Regions from separate parts of the Homo sapiens genome. Here region 1 is linked to region 2. A link is an interaction called in ENCODE POLR2A ChIA-PET data of the cell type or tissue named here. Cell type or tissue: OCI-LY7. All regions are shown on one strand. Region 1 overlaps LAMA3 (laminin subunit alpha 3). Region 2 overlaps LAMA3 (laminin subunit alpha 3).

The links. Peaks named below come from ENCODE experiments on the same cell type or tissue, not always from the same donor. Only the 100,000 strongest peaks of a DNase experiment are listed, where the experiment ranks them.
Region 1: POLR2A ChIA-PET joins it to region 2 with 6 read pairs; 4 of 35 experiments call an interaction of 5 or more read pairs at or near these places.

What each region holds. Positions count from the first base shown.
Region 1 is chr18:23,860,018-23,865,017 of GRCh38, forward strand. It overlaps LAMA3 (laminin subunit alpha 3), which reads left to right. Exons shown (of 75, transcript NM_198129.4): 35 at 1,629-1,790; 36 at 4,768-4,866. Among named protein-coding and RNA genes, the nearest start is that of LINC02958, 120 kb to the right of the region's middle. In OCI-LY7, no CTCF peak of the experiment used is centred here; DNase peaks (open chromatin) are centred at 2,804, 3,104, 3,460, 4,874 and 1 weaker place; H3K4me3 peaks cover 451 bases; H3K27ac peaks cover 3,217 bases.
Region 2 is chr18:23,931,510-23,936,509 of GRCh38, forward strand. It overlaps LAMA3 (laminin subunit alpha 3), which reads left to right. Exons shown (of 75, transcript NM_198129.4): 66 at 651-782; 67 at 2,273-2,426. Among named protein-coding and RNA genes, the nearest start is that of LINC02958, 49 kb to the right of the region's middle. In OCI-LY7, no CTCF peak of the experiment used is centred here; DNase peaks (open chromatin) are centred at 2,912 and 4,512; H3K27ac peaks cover 588 bases.

The DNA.
Region 1 (5,000 bases), 71 kb before region 2:
TGTGGACTAAGACCAATTACTATGGCAAAAGATGCTCCTATCACCCCTATCATTCAGGAAATTACAAGGGTTTTAGGAGCTCTGTGCCAGAAACTGGTAGTAATAGCCAAATCCGCATCTCTCATGATGTCTTGTTATGTCACAATATCACACCCCTCACTTCTCATTTTTACTTCTCTTCTTTCTGTTTTGCTTTCCTTCTCACCTATTTTATCATATCTTTTCTTTGGTCACTTTTCTTTTCTTTTTTTTTTTTTTTTTTTGAGACAGGGTCTCTGTTGCCTAGGCTGGAGTGTAGTGGTGTGATCACAGCTCATTGCAACCTTCGCTTCCAGGGCTCAAGCAATCTTCCTGCCTCAGCCTCCTGAGTAGCTGGGACTACAGGCATGCACCACCACACCTGGTTAATTTTTGTATTTTTTGTAGAGTCAGGGTTTTGCCATGCTGCCCAGGCTGGTCTCAAACTCCTGGGCTCAAGCAGTCCTCCCACCTTGGCCTCCCACAGTGCTGGGATTACAGGTGTGAGCCACCACACCCGGCCTTCTTTGGGCATTTTTAAAATTAACTTCATAAAACTAAAACTTTTCTTGTTTTCATTATTCCATGAACCAGTAACCTCATGCTTGCCTTCTTTGTGTGAGTCATGTCTTATATCCAACAAGTACTCAAAAAAAGATTTTTTTTTTTTTTTTTTAAGATGGAGTGTCGCTCTGTCACCCAGGCTGGAGTGCAGTGGCATGATCTTGGCTCACTGCAACCTCTGCCTCCCGGGTTCAAGCGATTCTTCTGCCTCAGGCTCCTGAGTAGCTGGAATTACAGGCATGCCCCACCACACCCGGCTAATTTTTATATGTAATAGAAACAAGGTTTCACCATGTTGGCCAGACAGGTCTTGAACTCCTGACCTCAGGTGATCCACCCACCTCGGCCTCCCAAAGTGCTGTGATTACAGATGTGACCCACCGCACCTGGCCCCAAAAATACTATTTTATATATTTTACTGCCTGCCTATTTCATATCTTTTACTGCCTGTCTCCTAAAAGGAGTGTAGCTAGTAATTGGAAAAAAAAAATACTTTGTAAATCTGCTCTGAAGTCTCTTATCCCCTGGGAACCAGAAAGCATTAATCCAATCCTATGCTTGCTCAGTTCTTTCTTTTTTTTTTACCTCAAAATTAACTGGCTTCCTTTGTGACCAGGAAAAGATTTAATTTTGATGCTCCATTTAGAGAAAAATAATAATAGCAGGCCACTGAATTCCACATCACATTTTTCTTTATAAGGAGCTTGCCATTAAATGCGCCATGGTCCTAGTTTTTATTCATACACTTATTTCTTTATTATTCAAACACTCATTGATCACCTACTAAATGTCAAGAACAATGATGTGTGCTGGGTTACAAAGATAAATCCCACACATGTAAGGCCACTGCCTTCCCAGAACTCCCAGTGGCAATGGGTCAGACGGGGCTCTGGCTCGGGAGGGCAGGTGCAGGAGTAGACGCATAAAGGAGGCCTCTGAGGCAAGGAGGCTGCCCGTGGAGCTTTCTGTAGTACATCATGCACCCATCACCCCAGGGATGCCACGACCAAGACGTTTCCATCCCTTGCTTCTCTCCCTCTTTCCAGTTTGTGGATATGCTGGGCTGGCACCTGGAGACAGCAGACAGAGTGGACATCCCTGTCTCTTTCAACCCAGGCAGCAACAGTATGGTGGCGGATCTCCAGGAGCTGCCCGCAACCATCCACAGCGCGTCCTGGGTCGCACCCACCTCCTACCTGGGGGACAAGGTAATGATGTCCTGCTGTTCTTCTGGGCCCTCAGTGGGCCTCTGCTATTGCTGCATGAGCATCATTTCCTGGAAATCTGGAAGGAAGCATCCAGCAGTTCAGGTTACTAACGTTCCAGAAATGAGCTGAACTAAAAGTGAGGAAGAGACCCTGCCTCCTGCTGTGAGGGGCTGAGCAGGCACACACTGCGCCCCACCATTGCCATGCATGAGCTACCAGCAAAGGAAATCACCCACAATGTTTTTCTCAGTTTTTACCTAATGTCAAAGAATTTTCCTCCAGGGAAATAACCATTTAAATACTATCTATTGCAAATGGGACATGCGTGCTTTTAAATGCCAATGCTGAGAATTCTTTATTTTAAGGCAGAAGAAAGCCTCTTTGTTAGGAAAACGAAAGCTAACAAGTGACTCACAAGCTTATTAAAAGAAACACAGGATCTGGTGGCAGTTCGACTTTCCTAAGTAGAATCACATAGTTACACACTCCTCAGGAACTTACAAACCACTTGCTCTTCCTTTGCTGCAAGAGTTATTATGCCAGAGGCTGGCCACCTCCATCCATTTTATGAGGACAGAAATGCAGGCCTCATGTGGAAACATGAGGTGACATATGTTTCTTAGCAAGGGTGGAACTTGCTAACGGGTGGATTTCACAGGGCCTGGCTCAGGGGATGCCAAATTCTCACATTAGGAAGACTAAAATAATAGGGCCTTGTTGGCCTGAGGTCTCTAACTTTGTCTTCTGGGTGAAGGACTGTGGGTTTTGACATCTGAGTGTGGGAAATGTTGCCTCTCTTCTATGATCCCACTTCTCTTTCACTTAATACTCCTCTTTACCGCTATATGACGGGCCCATGTGTTGATTATCTATTGCTATGTAACAAATTACTCCAACACTTCGCAGCTTAAAGCAGTAATGATTATCTTGGATGAGGAATTCAGGAGGGGATGGCCCAGAGTCTTCCTAGGTTACTGTCAAGATGTCAACCAGGGCTGTAGTCCCCTGGGACTGCAGCATCTGCTTCCAAGCTCACCCACATGGCTGTTAGCAGGCCTCTGCTTCTGGCTAGCTGTGGGCTGGAAGCCTCCATTTCTCATCACGTGAGACCCTCCATAGGCTACCTGAGGGTCCTCATGACATGACAGCTGGCTTCCCCCAAAGCAACTTATGGGGGGTGGGTAACAGGGTGGGGGAGAGAGAGAGAGAGAGAAAGAGAGAGAGAGAGAGAGAGCTAGCTCAAGACAGAAGCTGCAGTGTTTTTGTAACCTAATTTCAGAACTGCCATGCCCTCACTTCTCCTTTATTCTATTCATTAGCAGCAAGTCACTAAGCCCAGCCCACACTCAAAGGGAGGGGAATTTGGTGGCTCACGCCTGTAATCCCAGCACTTTGGGAGGCCGAGACAAGCGGATCATCTGAGGTCAGGAGTTTGAGACCAGTCTGGCTAACATGATGAAACACCTGTTTTTACTAAAAATACAAAAATTAGCTGGGCATGGCGGCAGGCGCCTGTAGTCCCAGCTACTCAGGAGGCTGAGCCAGGAGAATCATTTGAACCTGGGAGGCGGAGGTTGCAATGAACTGAGCTCGAGCCATTGGACTCCAGCCTGGGCGACAGAGCGAGACTCCATCTCAACAAAACAAAACAAAAAGGAGGAGGGGGAATTAAGCCCCACCTCTTGAAGGCAGGAGTGCAAAGAATTTGTGGCCATGTTTTTAAAACCACTTTAAGCCCATCAAAAAAGCAATACTTAAATCACAATAATAATTCAAGACATTGCCTTGGAATACTTCCAGGCTTGAAGATCAAAGCTCTGTAAGGCTTTGTCAGGTTACAGACTCTAGGGAAAAGCTTCTGTTGAATGGGATCCTAGAAGAGCGTGGCTTCTTTCCCCTGCCTGCTCTAAGTTGTTGGCATTTTCCTATAGGTTATTTTGTTCTGTCTAATCAGAGGTGACCTTGCCTGTGATTTTCATCCTTCTGTCACTTCTTCCTTCTTGATTGTGTTTTACTTAAAGGATGGGAGGTGTCAGGACCCAAGGTGTGAAGTAGCTGTCAGAAAACTGACCATTCACTCCATGTCCTCACCACCATCATGCTGCTTGTGGGACATTGAGAGGTCTGTGCACCTGCTGGAGTTGTCAGCCATGGCTACTGTACACAGCAGAACTCACAATAATTTGGGAAATGTTCACCATCTGCTTTCAGGAGAATTGTTTTTGGAGAAAATTTATTTTTAGAGGTTATTTTGTGACTGATAGATATTATCCAGTTCTCTCAGTTAAAAAAGAAACCAATGGCCTAGATTTCCTAGAATAGTTGTGGATTAAATAAACATTTTGGTTTAGTAATCATCTAGAAAAAAAAAGGAACACGACTATTATTTTTCTTACTTTCTTTCTTTTCTTTCTTTCATTTTTTTTTTTTTTTAAAAGAGACAGGGTCTTGCCCTGTTGCCCAAGCTGCACTGCAGTGGTACAATAATAGCTCACTGCAGCCTCAAACTCCTGGGCTCAAGCGATCTTTCCACCTCAGCTTCCTGAGTAACTGGGACTACAGGTGTGCACCACCACACCTGACTAATTTTTAAATATTTTTGTAGAGACAGGGTCTCGCTGTATTGCCCTGGCTGGTCCCTAATTCCTGACCTCAAGTGATCCTTCTGCCTCGGCTTCCCAAAGTGTGGGATTATAGGCATGAGCTACTACACCCAGCCATATTTTTCCTTTTAATAAAGGTATCTTCTTGCTTGTAAAACTCAATCATGTTCATGCTAAACATTTCAAATGACATTAAAAATAGCATAAAGTAGAAAAAATACCATCCTCAACCCCACCTCCTAGATACAACCCTTGTTACCAGGTCGAGTGTGTTTCTTTCCACACCTTGTGTGCCTAAGTGCTTTTCATGCGGGTTGATGTTGACATCATCTCTTTTAATGCTTGTGCTATTGATGCTATTAATTCCATTTTAGGTTTCTTCATATGGTGGTTACCTCACTTACCAAGCCAAGTCCTTTGGCTTGCCTGGCGACATGGTTCTTCTGGAAAAGAAGCCGGATGTACAGCTCACTGTAGGTATCAGAGCATGACCTAAGTGGCAGGAAGTGGCAGTTGCAGTTGGTGCTGATCTAAATTTAGGACATCTTGATATGTGGCCTACAAAAAGTTTAGATTAAATCATTTCCAATATTTTGCAGAAACTAAA
Region 2 (5,000 bases):
TAAAATGTAAATAAATAAAATTTTAAAAATAAATCAGTTGGATGGATAAATTGTGGTGTATTCAAATGGAATGCTATATAGCAATGAGAAAGAAGGATCTAGAACTATATGTAATGACATGAATGACCCTCACAAACATAATGTGGAAAACATTGAGTCACACATAAAAGTTCATCTCATATGATTTCCTTTATACAAAGTTCAAAAACAGGCAAGAACTAATCCATTCCATCAGAATTCAGGATAGAGGGAGGGAGGCTATAGGGTTAAAGGGAATGCACAACAGGGTACCTGGGGTGCTACTCTGTTCCGTTTCTTTTTCTGGGTGCTGGTAATGTTGGTGTATTTCTGTTGCAAAAATTCGTTGAGCTGAACACTTATAGCCTGTGCACTTTCTGTACATGAGGCTCTCATAACACAGTCTTTCAAAACGCCATCTTTGGCAAGATACACCCATTTTAATAAAAATGTGATGTGCAAAAGAAAATACATGAAAAAAGTTGTAATGCTCTTTAAAAATAAAGTCTAGTTTCACTAGTTATTTTAGATAACAAATATTGAATCTGAGTCTTAGACAGTGAGTTGGCCACATGGCAAGGGCCCTTTTTTCCAGCAGTTCTCACCCATGATTTGCTTTTCTTCCCTTTCAGACTACGGCTTCTCATCGATGACCAGCTTCTGAGAAATAGCAAAAGGCTAAAACACATTTCAAGTTCCCGGCAGTCTCTGCGTCTGGGCGGGAGCAATTTTGAGGGTTGTATTAGCAATGTTTTTGTCCAGAGGTAGGTGATCCTCTCTTTGTGGGTAACTGATGAGAACGGCCTGCCCATGGGAAGGGTATCTCTTTGGTCCAGTTAACAAAGTCAGCTTTGTCAACATGTGCTGCACGAGACCCGCATACCACAGTCTTTCAAAATGCCATCTTTGGCAAGATACACCCATTAAAAAACCCATAAAAAACTCCTGGGCCCGGCCTCCTTTTGGAGGAGCAGCGTTAGCATGTAACCTTGGAAAAGACCTAATTAAAATTAACTTCAGATTATGGCCCGGAAAAGTATTCACTGGAATTTTATTGCATTATAATCAAGATTGTGCAATTAGATTTAATCAGCTCTCCACGGTTTTCAAGGCCAAGGAACTGCATGGACCAGTGCTGTGCTAGGAAACCAAATCACCACAATGTTGAACGTGATATTTAATAGAGAGAGAGTAGCTCTTGGGGCTTCCATGCAAGTGTTTACATATTTTTTTTGATACAAAATTATTGTTTTTAGATAAGAGGCAAAATCTTCTCCAGGGTAAGGAGAGGGCCTGGTTCTGGCTATGAATCTCAGGCTGGAATTCTCAGGCTACCATGACAGGGAGCCTCCCACCCATCAGGGCTCCATCCTCCTTGGCCAGGATGAGGCTTAGAGTTCTCATTTCCCTCCTGGTTGATGAAACATCTTCCTTGAACATCTAATTCAGGGATTGGAGCAGGAGGTGGGAGGGATGGGGAAGGCCCAGGGGTTGTTAGCAACAGCTTACTGCCATGATAAGGCTTGGACAAGAATCGTGAGATAAAGCAAATTTGTCCAAGACTTTCCTCCTCATAGTCAGATAAATCCTTCCATAAACTCACCTCTGAAGTTTCCTTATATTTACCATCATTCAGTATCATCCAGTGCCCATCTTCTCCCTCTGTGCATATTTTACGTTCGTATTTCCACATGACACCCATTTCAAAGAAAGAACTATAGTATCCCGGCCCTCCCACAATTCTGCCACAATCCCAAGTCAATAAAGGTTTCTTGGGCTCCTCGCCGGCTTCTAGAGGTGATATTAAAGTAGGAGATGAAAGTTTCCCTAGGAACCATGACCATAAGAATGTGTAATTTTTAAAAAAATCATGGATACATAACAGTTGTATTAATACACATTTATGGGTTACATGTGATATTTTGATACAGTTCTACAATGTGTAATGATCAAATCTGGGTAACTGGAATGTGCTTCATTTCAAGCATTCATCATTTCTTTGTGTTGGGAACATTCCAAATCTTCTCCTCTAGCTATTTTAAATTATACAATAAATCATCATTAACTTGAGTCACCCTATTGTGCTGCCAAACACTAGATCATATTCCTTCTATCTAACTGCATTTTTGTACCCATTAACCAACCCCTCTTCATCCCCAAAACATGTACTTTTTGAAATGAGCTCTCTCTACCAGAGGGTCTTCCTCGACATGTCCAAGTTTGGCAGCATCTTTCATTTCTGCTCTTTTTCCAGGTTATCACTGAGTCCTGAAGTCCTAGATTTGACCAGTAACTCTCTCAAGAGAGATGTGTCCCTGGGAGGCTGCAGTTTAAACAAACCACCTTTTCTAATGTTGCTTAAAGGTTCTACCAGGTTTAACAAGACCAAGACTTTTCGTATCAACCAGGTAAGTGTCCAAACCTAACCCTGGGTTTCCCTCTTCCCTGGAGGATTCCCCTGAGCCTGCCTTGTGGGAGATATTGGGGAAGGGGGTGAGAGCTCACCAGTCCATAAAGTGGGATTGATGCATTATCAACAGTTGAATCACACCAAAATGTCAAAATGGTTTTCTTTTTAGCTTGTATTTCGCATCTTGATGAAAAGTTGGCAAGTTTTGCACTCACAGAACAGAACCATGACTTAGGTTTCTTAATTTCTGTAGCTGATGTCTTGCTGTTTTAACATTTCTGCTGTGTCCCCAGCAGGTCCTATGTTTTTCTATAGAATATAAGGGCCATGCTCCTCTTCCTGCCCATAGACCTCCCCTCTGTTCTGATGCAACTCCTATGACAAGATACGTGGTGTACCCTTGACTACAGACTAGAAACACCTGGGGAGCTTTAACACCCCAATGCTTAGGCTGCATCTGACCCAATTAAGTTAGATGCTCGTGGAGTGGGTGTCTCAGTAGTTTGTGAAGCTCCCCAGGTGATTCTGAAGTACAGCACTCAGAGGGACTGAGAGGAAATGAAACTCCTTATTTGGAGGAGCAGAACATTGTGATGAGTTGAACACAGGATCAGGGTTTAAGGAGCTCCTTGCTCTGCTCAAGGTCAACAATGTAACTTTCCCAGGTCTGAGGTTACAATTAATATGGTTAATGGATAACAGTGGGCACCTCGGATCTGCCAGGCACTGCACTATGCACTCCAGATGGATTTTCTTACCAAATCCTTCAATAACCTTATGCTGCAGTGCAGAAAGGTAAGCAGTTCTGCCCAAGCTCCCACAGGTGGAAGGTGAGTTGGAGTTCCAACCTAGGAGCCCGTGGCCTCTTGAGAGCTATGTGCTCCTGTTCAACACACTTTCCACTTAATGTCAACCACGTGCTGCTTCTCTACCAATATTTCCCCACTGCACAATGATTTGGGAGAGCATGAACAGATAATACCTAATAAAATACATGTTTTATGCTATTAAGAAGAAATATACTTCATAAATCCAGAAGGGCTGTCATTTTCCCATTATGGGAACATCTTTAGAATTGCCCCATCAAAATTGAAGTCATATATTCACTTTTTCATTGTAAGGCTGAAAGTTATTGAGAGACTAAATTAGCCCAGTGATGGTGAACTGGAGAGAGCAAATGGATTCAAATCTATTTACAGGATAGAATACACATGACTCAGACAATAATTGAATTGGGAAGACAAGGGAGAGGCAGGAGTTAAAATAATTCTGAGGCACCCAGTCTGGGTTATTGGATGAATGGGGATGTCCCCTCCATGGAGATAGGAGAAGGACACGTATTTGGAGGAAAAGAGAATGGAGTTTGTGGTGTATTGAGTGACAGGAGTCTGCAGGACACCCAGGTGCAGAAATTTGGTGGGAGACTGTCAGGAGTCTCTGCGTGGGCTTCAGCAGATAGGGTGGGACTGGGGCTATTAATGTGGAAAACGTCAGCGAATACACTTTCATTTCCCCCTGTTTTGCGTAAGCCCCCAGTTTGGATGGAATAGGACATTAGTCTCTGCCCAGTAGCAGAGAGAATACAGCACAGCTTAGTGGTTAAGTACTGGACTCTGGAGTCAGACTTCCTGGGTTTGCATCCGGCTTTACCATTTATTAGGTATGTGATCTTGGGCAATTATTAAACCTCTCTCTGGGTCTATTTGCTCCAATGTAAATGAAGATAAATAATGGTAATACCTCATGATGTTGATGTGAGGATTAAATGAAGTAATAAACACAAAATACTTAGAAAAGTGCCTGGCACATAGTAAGTATGCATTAAATGCTAGTTATTATTACTATGCATGCTAATGAAAACCTAAATGAAAGGGCATAAGATGCTACAGGAGTGGTGTGGCAGGAATTTTCCTACCATGGGAATCAGGAGGGTTCTTCTGGAGGAGGTACCCCAGGAACTGGGTCTGGAGTGTGGGTCGAATTTAGCTGAGTGAATATTGTTGCTGCCCAAGCAGAAGCCCAAAGCTGGAGGCAGGATGTGGCTGGGACTCACGGGTGCAAGACATGCTGCATGCATCCTCACCAGACTGACTTCATGCTCTCTCTCTCCCTTCTCAACACACCCCTCTGAGAGCAGAATCAAATGCCAACCTTACAGGTCAGGAAATTGAGTGTCTAAGAGGTTAAAAAAAAAGTTGCCAAAGAGCATCCTGTCAGTAAATGGTAGAGTCAGGATTCAAACTTAAGACTCTTTTTTTTCCATATTAACTAAATTTTTATTTTTATTTTTTCTTTTTATATATATATATTTTTTATTATACTTTAAGTTCTAGGGTACATGTGCACAACGTGCAGGTTTGTTACATATGTATACATGTGTCATGTTGGTGTGCTGCACCCATTAACTCGTCATTTACATTAGGTATATCTCCTAATGCTATCCCTCCCCCCTCCCCCACCCCACTACAGGCCCTGGTGTGTGACGTTCCCCTTCCTGTGTCCAAGTGTTCAAACTTAAGACTCTTAAGCACAAAGAACGTGCTCTTCTCCCAGGCACTCAGAGCTCAGTGGG